2 separate regions of the Homo sapiens genome follow, and region 1 is linked to region 2. Evidence: chromatin contacts called from ENCODE Hi-C or POLR2A ChIA-PET data. All regions are on one chromosome and are shown on one strand. Each heading gives the region's core, a stretch centred on a gene start or an enhancer-like site at or near the end of the contact. The rest is flanking DNA. Distances are from core to core; before and after follow the strand shown. Region 1 overlaps ROR1 (receptor tyrosine kinase like orphan receptor 1). Region 2 has its middle 42 kb from the start of ROR1.

What was found. Hi-C counts contacts between places; a loop is a spot of excess contacts on that map. ChIA-PET counts read pairs that join two places held with the same protein, here RNA polymerase II (POLR2A).
Region 1: a map of endothelial cell of hepatic sinusoid shows a loop between it and region 2 (2.6-fold over the local background). The contact joins two enhancer-like sites. A Hi-C loop is called at or near these places in 1 of 168 maps with a recorded cell type or tissue (endothelial cell of hepatic sinusoid). POLR2A ChIA-PET finds 5 or more read pairs at or near these places in 2 of 52 experiments (BJ and PC-3).

Annotation. Positions count from the first base shown.
Region 1 is chr1:63,811,960-63,817,375 of GRCh38, forward strand. All of the region lies in intron 1 of ROR1 (receptor tyrosine kinase like orphan receptor 1), which reads left to right. Among named protein-coding and RNA genes, the nearest start is that of ROR1, 41 kb to the left of the region's middle. Within about 2 kb of position 2,177, at least 4 of the 41 ENCODE cell types and tissues checked have a DNase peak (open chromatin) inside an H3K27ac peak, as active enhancers do.
Region 2 is chr1:63,728,945-63,734,754 of GRCh38, forward strand. No RefSeq gene overlaps it. Among named protein-coding and RNA genes, the nearest start is that of ROR1, 42 kb to the right of the region's middle. RefSeq lists an enhancer at 2,805-3,360. Within about 2 kb of position 2,752, at least 6 of the 41 ENCODE cell types and tissues checked have a DNase peak (open chromatin) inside an H3K27ac peak, as active enhancers do.

The DNA of each region.
Region 1 (5,416 bases), core at 927-3,426, 82 kb after region 2:
GTTTTTTTTTTTTTTTTTTGAGACAGAGTCTCGCCCTGTCTCCCAGGCTGCAGTGCAATGGTGTGATCTCAGCTCACTGCAACCGCCACCTCCCGGGTTCAAGCAATTCTCCTGCCTCAGCCTCTCCAGTAGTTGGGATTATAGGTGTGTGCCGCCACGCCTGGCTAATTTTTTGTATCTTTAGTAGAGACAGGATTTCACCACGTTGGCCAGGCTGGTCTCGAACTCCTGACCTAGTGATCTGTCCGCCTCAGCTTCCCAAAGTGCTGGAGTTCGCTAACCAAGGCCTGCAGGCCAAATTTGGCCTGAGGCCTGTTTTTATAAATAAAGTTTTGTTGGAACACATTCACCCACATGCATTTACATATCATCTGTGATTGCTTCCATGCTACCATGTCAGAGTTGAGTGGTTGTAACAGAGACCATGTGGGCTGCAAAGGTGAAAATATTTACTAGCTAGCCCTTTACAGAAGAATTTTGCTAACTAACCTGTCCTAGATCATAAACTCTAGGAGGGCTGGGGACATTGAAGGTAGTCAGTAAGTTTTGACTGAATGAATGAATGAATGAATGGATGAATGAATGAATGGTCAGGAAATTGGAATTTGTTGGATATGTAATTTGACAGCAGACTTTTAATGACACACTTCAGGTTCCATTTTCCCTTTAAATAAAATAAGAACAGTGCTACCTATGAAACAGGCAGTACTTAGGAGGATTATTTCCCATAATATAACTTTGGGTGTTTAAAATGCTATTAAAAATATAACTACCATCTATGAAGCTTTGTATGTGTTGAGCACTTTATTAAGAGCTTTATTTTTATTACCTCTTTTAGTCCTCACCGCCACCCACTGTGAGGGAGGAATTATTGATCCTAGTTTATAGATGACAGAGCTGAGTCCAGAGAGGCTGAGTTACTTGCTGAGGTCACAGAGCTGGTAAGGCATTGAGCACAGGGTCCAACTCCAGGGTGTCTGGTTCTAAAGGCTTCCCATCATGCCCCATTGCTTCTGAGTGCTGTTAGGTGCTTCCCACCACTTTTTTAAATAAAAGAGACAGATATCAATTTTGGAGAGGGGTCTTCAAGATAGAAACAAATGGCAAAAAAAAAAAAAGTTGGTTATCAAATCTTTTAAACCATTTATGTGATTTAGAAAACTGTGAAGTTACTCATCATTAGAAGTGCACTTTAAAAAATTCTCTTCCTTAAGGTTCAGCTCAGTGTGCTTCATGGAAAAAACTAAATGGGGGAGCATGTTTTCTTTGGGAAAAACAAAATAGGTAAGTTTTAGGGATTTGTAGAATTTTCATTTGTTTAGCAATGGTGTACGTAGTGGTAATACACATTCAAATGCTGCCTTCTCCCAGAAACCTTCTGCCAATTCCGCACATCACTTGGAACTGGGTACCTAGCACATAGCAGACATTCAATAAATATTGATTGAATGAATGAATTAGTACCTTCTAGCATTTCACACATATTGCCTTCCAGTATACTTGGTTTTATGTGAATGTGTGCCCTTACCTATTATAGCATAAGCACTAGAAGAGCACTGGTACCCTGCCCACTTCTTTGTACCCCTTATGGTACCTACCTAGCACAGGGCTGGAACTGAGTAGATGCTCAATGAACATTTGTGGAATTATGCTGTGGCCCCCAAATTATTTTGTGGCCCCTAAAGCTTTGCAGCTGAGTGAATGGCCCATTGAAAACTAGCACGATGATCAGATGGACTTCTCTCTGTCTAAGGGCATTGATTGAGACCCACATTTATATTGAGGGTGGAAATGTCCAACAAAGACAAAGAAAAGCATATTTATTGCTTTAGATAGAAGTCATATTTGTTTCTTTCACTCTGGAAGATATAGTCACATAAGGTCATGAGCTATTTTTTCTTCCTACTTAATTGCTAGTCTGTGGGTTGGTGAAAGCTCACATGCTTAGCTTTTCAGTGAAACTTTCACAGTCCATGTGGCTCTGACTCAGAATTTTTTCCCCTATCTGCTTCTTCTGTTGCCAATTCATTGTTTATCTCCTTTGTGTTTTACATCTGACCTATTATTTTGCATGCTGTTTTGGATTACTGAGGTAGCAACATCCAAATAGTTTCTGTGTACATTTTAGCTTTTGGGAGTCAGGCAGCTGCTCTGGGGCCTGTTTGAGTCAGGTCAGGGTCAGAAATGCCCTTCTGCTTTTGTTTCCGTGGAAGAAGTTGGCCTGGAACTCTCTCTGGGCACCTTCTGCGCCCTCTGGCAACCAGAAAAGCAAAGTCGTTCATCAAAATCTCAGACTGGAGCAACTCCTTAAAACAGCTTCCACAGTTCTTGCACATACTCCTTTCTTGATTTGTTGCATATCATTTCAGGCACCTCTTTTAATGCAGCTATTCAGGCTGCCTAAGGCAGTGGTCCCCAACCTTTTTAGCACCAGGGACCAGTTTTGTGGAAGATAGTTCTTCCACCGATGGGGTGGGGGTGGTGGTTTGGAGATGATTCAAGCACATTACATTTATTGTGCACTTTATTTCTGTTATTATTATATTGTAATATATAATGAAATAATTATATAACTCACAATAATGTAGAATCAGTGGGAGCCCTGAGCTTGTTTTCCTGCAACTAGATGGTCCCATCTGGGGGTGATGGGAGACAGTGCCAGATCATCAGGCATTAGACTCTCATAAGGAGCACGCAACTTAGATACCTCGCATATGCAGTTCACAACAGGGTTCGCTCCTATGAGAATCTAATGCCACCACTGATCTGACAGGAGGTGGAGCTCAGGCGGTAATGCAAGTGAGGGGGAGCAGCTGTAAATACAGATGAAGCTTCGCTCACTTGCCCACAGCTCTCCTCCTGCTGTGCAGCCAGGTTCCTAACAGGCCATGGACCAGTAGGAGACCCTGGCCTAAGGGACCAGGACAGTGGCCAGTGCTTTTCATAGCCTCTTAGTACTTCTGGTGGAGTGTCTCTATTCCCCTCAATTCCCTCCTATTCCGCTAGGAGTTTGAATCTGCTTTGCCCAGTTCTGTCCTGCCAGCCTTTTTCCTTTCACTGAATTGCCTTCACTTTTTGCCTATTAGCTTTGATCTCTTTGGAAAAAAGGGCACTGGGGTATTATTACTGCCTCTGTTTGTTTTTGCAAATGCACTATGATTTGTGGTTGGTCTTTTGGCTAGCCTGAGGCTACCTGACCCTCCCTCAACAGCCCTAGTTCCCCCAGGTCATTCTATAGTTTTGCCCATTTCTTTAATTAATGTTGGTGAGAGTCTCCGAGCAATGAAGACTTTTTGGATATGGAGAGAAGCAGAACCAGAGGGATACCAGTAATTATGCTAATCTGAGAGCATTAAGTCTTCAAATATACATTTTTGGATAAGCAATTCTGTTGTTTTTGAAGTTTGGTTGTCTTTTTGTTTCTGGGTGGTGGACTATAATTTTGTATTAAGGAAAGAATGCCTGCCCTTATATATCCAGGACTGGATTTTTTTTTTCTTTTTCTTTTCTTTTCTTTTCTTTTTCTTTTTTTTTTTTTTTTGAGTACTCATGAAAGGAAACCATAAGAATGTTTGGGTCTAATAATATACTTGCTTGTGTATGAAGATAAAACCAATAATAACATTAATACCACCCTTCAGTGGTGAAATGCTTTAACCTTTCAAAACAACTCCTTTTATGAACTTACTCTATCAGTTGGCAAGGTGATTTCAGGGCTATCTCCTGTGGTGATGATGGATCTGTGGGAGCTTTTCTAATTGTGTGGGTGAATTTGAGAGACCCCATCCCAGTGGTTCTTGTTCAGGGGTGAGTATGGAATCATGTGGGGAACCGCCATGAATTACACATACCCAGGTCCTGCCCAGGACCTACTGACACAGTCCTGGGGTGGGGGACCTGCCCACTTGGAAAACTTCCTGGGACTTCCTCAGCTGGACCCTCTGGGGATTGGGGAAATGCATTGCAGTCACCTGCCTGGGGTAGTAGGGGCTGCCACATCTGTGACTAGGACCCAAGGAGAGTGATGATGACCCTTCTTGGAATCATGCAGAACACACAGTGACAGTCCCTTTTGGAAGCTGGCCACAGGCTGCACTTTATTCATTATTTTAACAGCAACCAAACATTTGCTGTGTGCCCACTGGTGGCCGCTAGACAGTCTTCCCACCCTTTAGCTCATGTAGTCATTTAAACCAGTTCCATCACTAGAGAAATGTGTTACTAGCCCCTTGAAGGAGAGTGGGCCTTCAACTGGATTCAGGAGTTGTGGTCTGAGGAGAGTGATTGATATGGTTTGGCTCTGTGTCCCCACCCAAATCTCATGTAGTAGCTCCCATAACTCCCACGTGTTGTGGGAGAGACCCAGTGGGAGATAATTGAATCATAGGAGCAGGTCTTTCCCATGCTGTTCTCATGACAGTGAGTAAGTCTCATGAAACGTGATGGTTTTAAAAATGGGAGTTTCCCTGCACAAGCTCTTTCTCTCTTTGCCTGCTGCCATCCATGTAAGATGTGACTTGCTCCTCTTTGCCTTCTGCCATAATTGTGAGGCCTCCCCAGCCATTTGGCATTGTAAGTCCATTAAACCTCTTTTTCTTCCCAGTCTCGGGTGTGTCTTTATCAGCAGCATGAAAATGGACTAATAGAGTGATTTAATGAGTTTCACCAGCATGGGTTTCTTTAGCCTCGGTTTCTTTGTCTGCAGTATATGGGCTAATGGTACACACCTTGAGGTTGTTGAGGGAGAAGAGACGGGCTCAAGTGCTGCCTTTGTCTTACCAACCTTGTGAAGCCTCCTTGAGCAGCCATGTCTTCATTTGTAAGATGAGAATAAGAGCACCTGTTTTATGGGCTTTTTGTAAGGATTGCGTGTGCTCATGTAAGAAAAACCCCTTGCACCCTGCATAGTACCTTGCAGAGCAAATGGTGGTGATAATGACAATAGAAGGAGCTCTCTTTATTGAGTGCTTACTGTGTGCCAGGCACTGTGCTGGGCACTGGACTACAACAGAGGGGAAAGATAGGCATCGTTCCTGACCTCACTGCGCTTAACAAAGAGAAAGCTCTAAGAGAAAGTTTTCAAAGCATTACCCTTCTCTGTATATTTAAGAGGAAAGCTTTAATGTTATAGGATGCCTTCTAAATATGTATTTTATAACACAGTGGGTAGAATGTGGAATGTGTCTTCTGGGAGGGAACTGGAGTTTTGCATTTCCTGCCTGCTTGTGCTTTTGAATTTGTGGCTGTAATGCTGCCCTGCCTGAGGTTTCAGCAGTTAATATTTCCCAGGGCAGCATGATGTCAACGCCCCGTGGTCTCTTATCTACAAGAAGGGTATAGCCGGGGCAGAGGGAGAGAAAGGACTATTTTCAAAGCCTCTCTTGAAGACTTTGTTGAGCTTTAACTTAAAATTTTC
Region 2 (5,810 bases), core at 1,502-4,001:
GGCTGGTAGCTGGTTTTTCCAAGGGCTCAAGGGCACCATGGACTATCCAGAGGTTTTGTGCTCTTTCTTGTGACAAAGTGTCTAAGGCCTCCAGGCTGCCCAAGCCTCAGGTCAGCAAAGGTAAGAGAGGGTGTGGGGTGTGCGGTGTGGAAAGGCCTGCTCCTATCAGATGAGGATGCTTCTCCTGTCGAGAGGGCTTGTGTGTAACTGGGGCCATGGACCTGCCCAGAGATGAGTGACCAGCACTGCTCTTCAAGCAGTTAAAGCAGCCTGCTCTCCCCAGCAGAAATGAACACGAAACAGCCAGACATCAGACCCTGCACTACCTCCTGTCTCCAGGATATCCCAAGAGGCTCCTGGGGCATCACCTCTGGCCTCAATAATGGAGTTGAATTTTGAATGTTTTTCCGTTGTCTTTATCTTTTCTAATGCTGGAAATATAATCTGTTCATACTATGTGGTAAAAATGAGGGAAAAGATTATGTCGACCACAATGACTACCACAGTGGAAAAGAGCACGGTGTCTGACTTGTAGTTGTTGCTCAATAAATATTTATTGAATGGCTGAATAAAGCTCATATAGGGAAAAAGACTTGAAGGAAAAAAGTCCCTCTAAAACGTTGTTATAGGCTGGTGGTAGGATTAGTGGTGATTTTTTATATTTTCTCTAGCCTCTGGAGTTTTGTATTGTGGTAATAAGGTTATTATAATAACAGGTAATTATGACCAAAAGAAAATTAGAGCCAAAATTAAGTGGTCATTTTCATATGAAGCACACCCCTGCTTGCAGCATCAGCAGTTCAGCTGTGGGAACCAAGGCCTGTTGAGGGGACACATTTTTACATCTATTTTAGGTCATCTATTTCCACCTCTGCTCTTCCTCTTCGAAAAGAAGGAAATCTATCTCTACTCCAAGTGAACACATGCTGACCTTCTTCCTCCCTGAGCTAATTAGTGCCTCGTCTAAAATCCTGCTGAGATTCTAGAGAGACAAGGTTTTATAGTAGTTAAGGGGCTTTAGGATAGACACATCATCTGGGTTCCTTATAATGTACTGTTAATTCTGAAAAAAATTTCTTCATGATATATATATATTCTTAAAAAAGCATTTTCTCCTGATTTTAACACTGCATTGCAACCTAGATAAAGTCGGCAGTAAGCAGTTGGTCCCTTTACTGTGAACTAGCACAGTCCTAAAGATTGTTGTCTAACCAAGAACAGATTAGATTGGGGGAAACCTACTCCCAGGCCTCCCTGTTCTTTTATGAGGAATTGGTCCTAAAATATTTACCCATTATCTTCCAACCCCATAACCCCCCAGGCTAAAATGAAGCCTGCTAAGGGAGCTGTGGCCGTTTGGGGATTAGGCCAGAAGAGCTGGCTCCTGTGCTATCGGGTGACAAGATTCAGAGACAAGATAGAAGCACCTTCCTCATCTCCTGAGACCTAGTTGCCAACTCCACCGGAAAGTTACAGTTGCTATGGTGACAGGCTACATAAGGCACACTCAGCAGAAGTGCCATTTAAAAATAACTCCACCTTTTCTTTCTCCTTTTCTTTCCTTTTTGTTTTGAGACAGGATCTAGCTCTACCACCCAGGCTGGAGTACAGTGGCACCATCACAGCTCACTGCAGGCTTTACATCCTGGGCTCAAGCGGTTCTCCTCACTCAGCCTCCCAAGTAGCTGGGACTACAGGCATGCACTACCATGCCCAGCTAATTTATTTATTTATTTTTTTTGTAGAGATGGAGCCTCATTATGCTGCCCAGTCTGGTCTCGAACGCCTGGTCTCAAGGGATTCTCCTACCTCAGCCTCCCTAAATGCCGGGATTATAGGCATAAGCCACTGCACCCGGCCCTCCACCTTTCCTTAAACTATTTAGAAACCCTCTTTGACACAGGGTCAGGTTAAGATGCTTGAACTTTTGGGTAAAGAACAAGGCTGGGTGCGGTGGCTCATTTCTGTAATCCTAGCACTTTGGGAGGCCGAGGTGGGTGGATCGTTTGACTCCAAGAGTTCGAGACCAGCCTAGGCAACATGGCGAGACACAGTCTCTACAAAAAATACAAAAACAAATTAGCCAGGTGTGATGGTGTATGCCTGTAGTCCCAGCTACTCAGGAGGCTGAGTGGGGAGGATTGCTTAAACCTGGGAGGTTGAGGCTGCAGTGAGCCATGATGGCGCCACTGCATTCCAGCCTGGGTGATAGAGCCAGATACTGTAAAAAAAAAAAAAAGAAAAAAGAAGAAAAAGAAGAAGAAGAAGAGGAAGAAGAAGAGAAAGAAGAAGAAGAGGAGGAGGAGGAGGAGGAAGAAAAGGAAGGGAAAAGAAAAGAAAAATAACATGTCTGAGAATTTCTGGAATGCATCCTGAATTCCTAATAGAGATTCCTGGAATGCATCCTTCACACCAGGGAATTTCCATTCCTTTCTTACTGGGCAATTGTTATGGGGATCTGGATTTATTTCTGGCTCTGTCACTAACTTTTTGGGTAACTCTCATTCAACTCACTTTGCGTCTTGAGGCCTCAGTTTCCTCATCTGTAAAATGGGAACAATAATCCTCACCTCATAGGGTTGTTGTGCAGATGAAATGAGATGAAATATGTGAGAAGACTCCCTTCCCTCCTTTCTCTACAAAATGTCAGGACTGTGCCTATCACGGGAGAACAGTAGTATTCTCCTCAGTGCAGATTGTCAACCGCTGTACCAACTTGTGCTAAGTCTGTTCACGCATACCACCTGAGTCAGAACTTTTCATTAATGCCAGGGGAATTCCATCTCAGCTCCCCCAGTCAAGGAGTTCTGAGTCATGTTTCATCAAGGATTTATTGCAGGAGTACTTTGGGAAAGAAGGACGCGTGCTGCTCTGAGGAACTGGGACCACACCCTGGTGCTTGGGAATTGGTGGCGGTGGTTGCATTTTGTTGTTGGCTTGTTTGTTTTAAAACATCCACATCCTGTCCCACAGCTGGAGCATAAAATCAAGCTTTAGTTGTGGGATTTTTGTTTACTTTATTCACTAGTTGGGCTGGTCAGGAGTTTAACGGAGGTCAATGCCTTTAACATTGCTTGGATTCTATAAAGAGAATTCTAGCAGTTTGTGCTACGAAATATCCTAGTGTAAAAGAGGAACTTAAAAAAATTGACTCACACGGTCTGGTTGCTTTTAGGATAAATTAATTTTTGTTTTGCTTACAAAAATAATAACAACTTCTGAATGTTTATATGTTTTCGTTTTGCACAGGAAGCTTTGGCAATAGAAAATGTTGGTAGAAAAAGTAATTAAAGAAATAAATGTGGCAACTCTCACAGCTGTAAATCATTGATTTAGTCCCATTTGTCCCACCCCTTACCCCCCAAAAAAAGAAAGAAGAAAGAAAGAAAAGAGGGAGAGGGAGAAAGACAGAGAAAAAAGAAAAAGAAGGAAAGAAAGAGAGTTAGCCTTTTTGCCAGAAGATCGTTCCCTGTCAGTTTTCAAAAATCTTCCTCATGTCTCTTCTCACAGAACATTTCAGAGGTCTGGAAAATATTTGATTTGTAAAGACTGAGAGTAGACCAAGTAGAGCTTTTTAAAAATATCTTTCAAAATTGAATAACACCCTGTGCTGTTTTCATGATAAACATAATACTTGTTTATTCAAGAAAAATGAGAAAATATTGAAAAGCACAAAGGGAAAGAACCCCTGTGCCCAGCTGCAACTGTGACTGACATTGGGTGTATTTTCCAGCAGTCTTTTTACTTTACCTGTGTCTCCTCACTTGTTTTTGATGGAGATAATGATGGGGTGTATGTGCATTTGCACTCTGGGTCTTTCACATAACAGCAGCATTTGCTGAAGGCTCTCTGGGTGCAGGTACTGTCTACCACTGCTCAGGGCCTTTAAGCCAGGCTGACAGTCTCACATGTCCACTGGCTCATTATCCACCAGCAGCAGCAGCTACATAACCATGATTCAGTTTCCCTCTGTTTCCTTGGCACCACAACATGTGAAAACAGCTGGATGAATTTCATCCAGTTTGAAGGGTATTTGAAGGTGGTTTCACTTCAAATATGGGGTATATGGCAACAATTTCACCATGGGAAGCTCAGGGTGGAGGGGAGCCTCGGTTTTTTATTTCCACCCAGAGGGGGACTGTGACACTTCATTCTGAAGATTTCCCTGAGTTCGGACATTTACCTTATTTAAGGTTTGCTCTAATTTTATGGATGGGGAACCTTCTGGGTTCATTATATTTCCAGAAATCATCATTTTCCCCCAATGGGTGCACATAAGAAATTATACCTTACTGGAACCCCTTTAAAGGCATTAATTCAATGTCGGGAAGGATTTTTTCAGAAGAAAACTTTTTTAAAGAGTCTAAAATGTTAGTCAGAATGGGAAAGATGCTTGAGGCCCAAAGAAGCGACATGCAATGAGATTTCTTAGGGCAGTTCACCAAGAGAGACACACTTTTCCAAGGCACCTGGGGAAGATGTCTGACTCGGGCATTTTGAAACACCCAAGTCGATGGGTGTTCATCCTCCAGGCAATGAAACTTAGGCACAAAGAGAGGCCCTTATGATGCCAGTTGGGAGATACAGCTCATTGGATTAAGCTGTCAGGGACATACAAAACCAACAGTGGTTTCAAATATGAGGCTTAACCCAAAATTCCTCCTGGCAGATACTCCACAATATAACAATGAAGCTGTTTCTCACATGGCAACTCCTCGGACTCTTCAGGGTGAGACGTGAAGATGTGTTTATACGTATCCCAACAACTAAAGTGTGTATACAGACACTTTTTTTTTATTTACTGAGCTGAAAATTATTAGAGGTCTCTTTGAATTATTATATCTCTGAACATTAATTTTCAAGTAGTTTCTATTAAACTTGATGATTCTTCTGAGCAATGATTGCTTGAAATTATAACAATGGCTATTTTTATGGAGTTAAAACACTCACTAATACTCAATTAGAAATATGCTAGATGCTGTCCTTAGTACACTACATGCTTGATTTCAAATAATCCCTACAGCAATTCCAGGAGATGGGTATAGGCACACCTCATTTTATTAAGCTTCACTTTATTTTTATTTTATTTTAAACATTTTTTATTGGTACACCGTAGGTGTATATACTTATGAGTTACGTGAAATGTTTTGATACAGGGATACAATGTGTAATTATCACATCAGGGTAAATGGGATATCCATTACCTCAAGCATTTATCCTTTGTGTTACAAACAATCCAGTTAAACTCTTTTCATTATCTCAAAATGTACAATTAAATTATTTTTGACTATAGTCATCCTGTTGTGCTATCAAATACCAGATATTATTCATTCTATATTTTTGTACCCATTAATCCCCATTCTCCCCCTACCCTCTGCCAACCTCACTACCCCTCCCAGCCTATCATTCTACTCTCTATCTTCATGAGTTCAATGTTTTAATTTTTAGCTCCTACAAATAAGTGAGAACATGCAAAGTTTGTCTTTCTGTGCCTGGCTTATTTCACTTAAAATAATGATCTCCAGTTCAGCAATGTTGTTGCAAATGACGAGATCTCATTCTTTTTTATGGCTGAATAGTACTCCATTGTGTAGACATATCACATTTTCTTTACACATTCTTCTGTCAGTGGACACTTAGGTTGTTTACAAATCTTAGCTATTGTGAATAATGCTGCATTAAACACGAGGCTGCAGATATCACTTCGATATACTGATTTTCTTTCTTTGGGGGTATACACCTAGCAATAGGATTGCTGGGTCATTTGGTAGCTCTATTTTTAATTTTTTGAGGAACCTCCAAACTGTTCT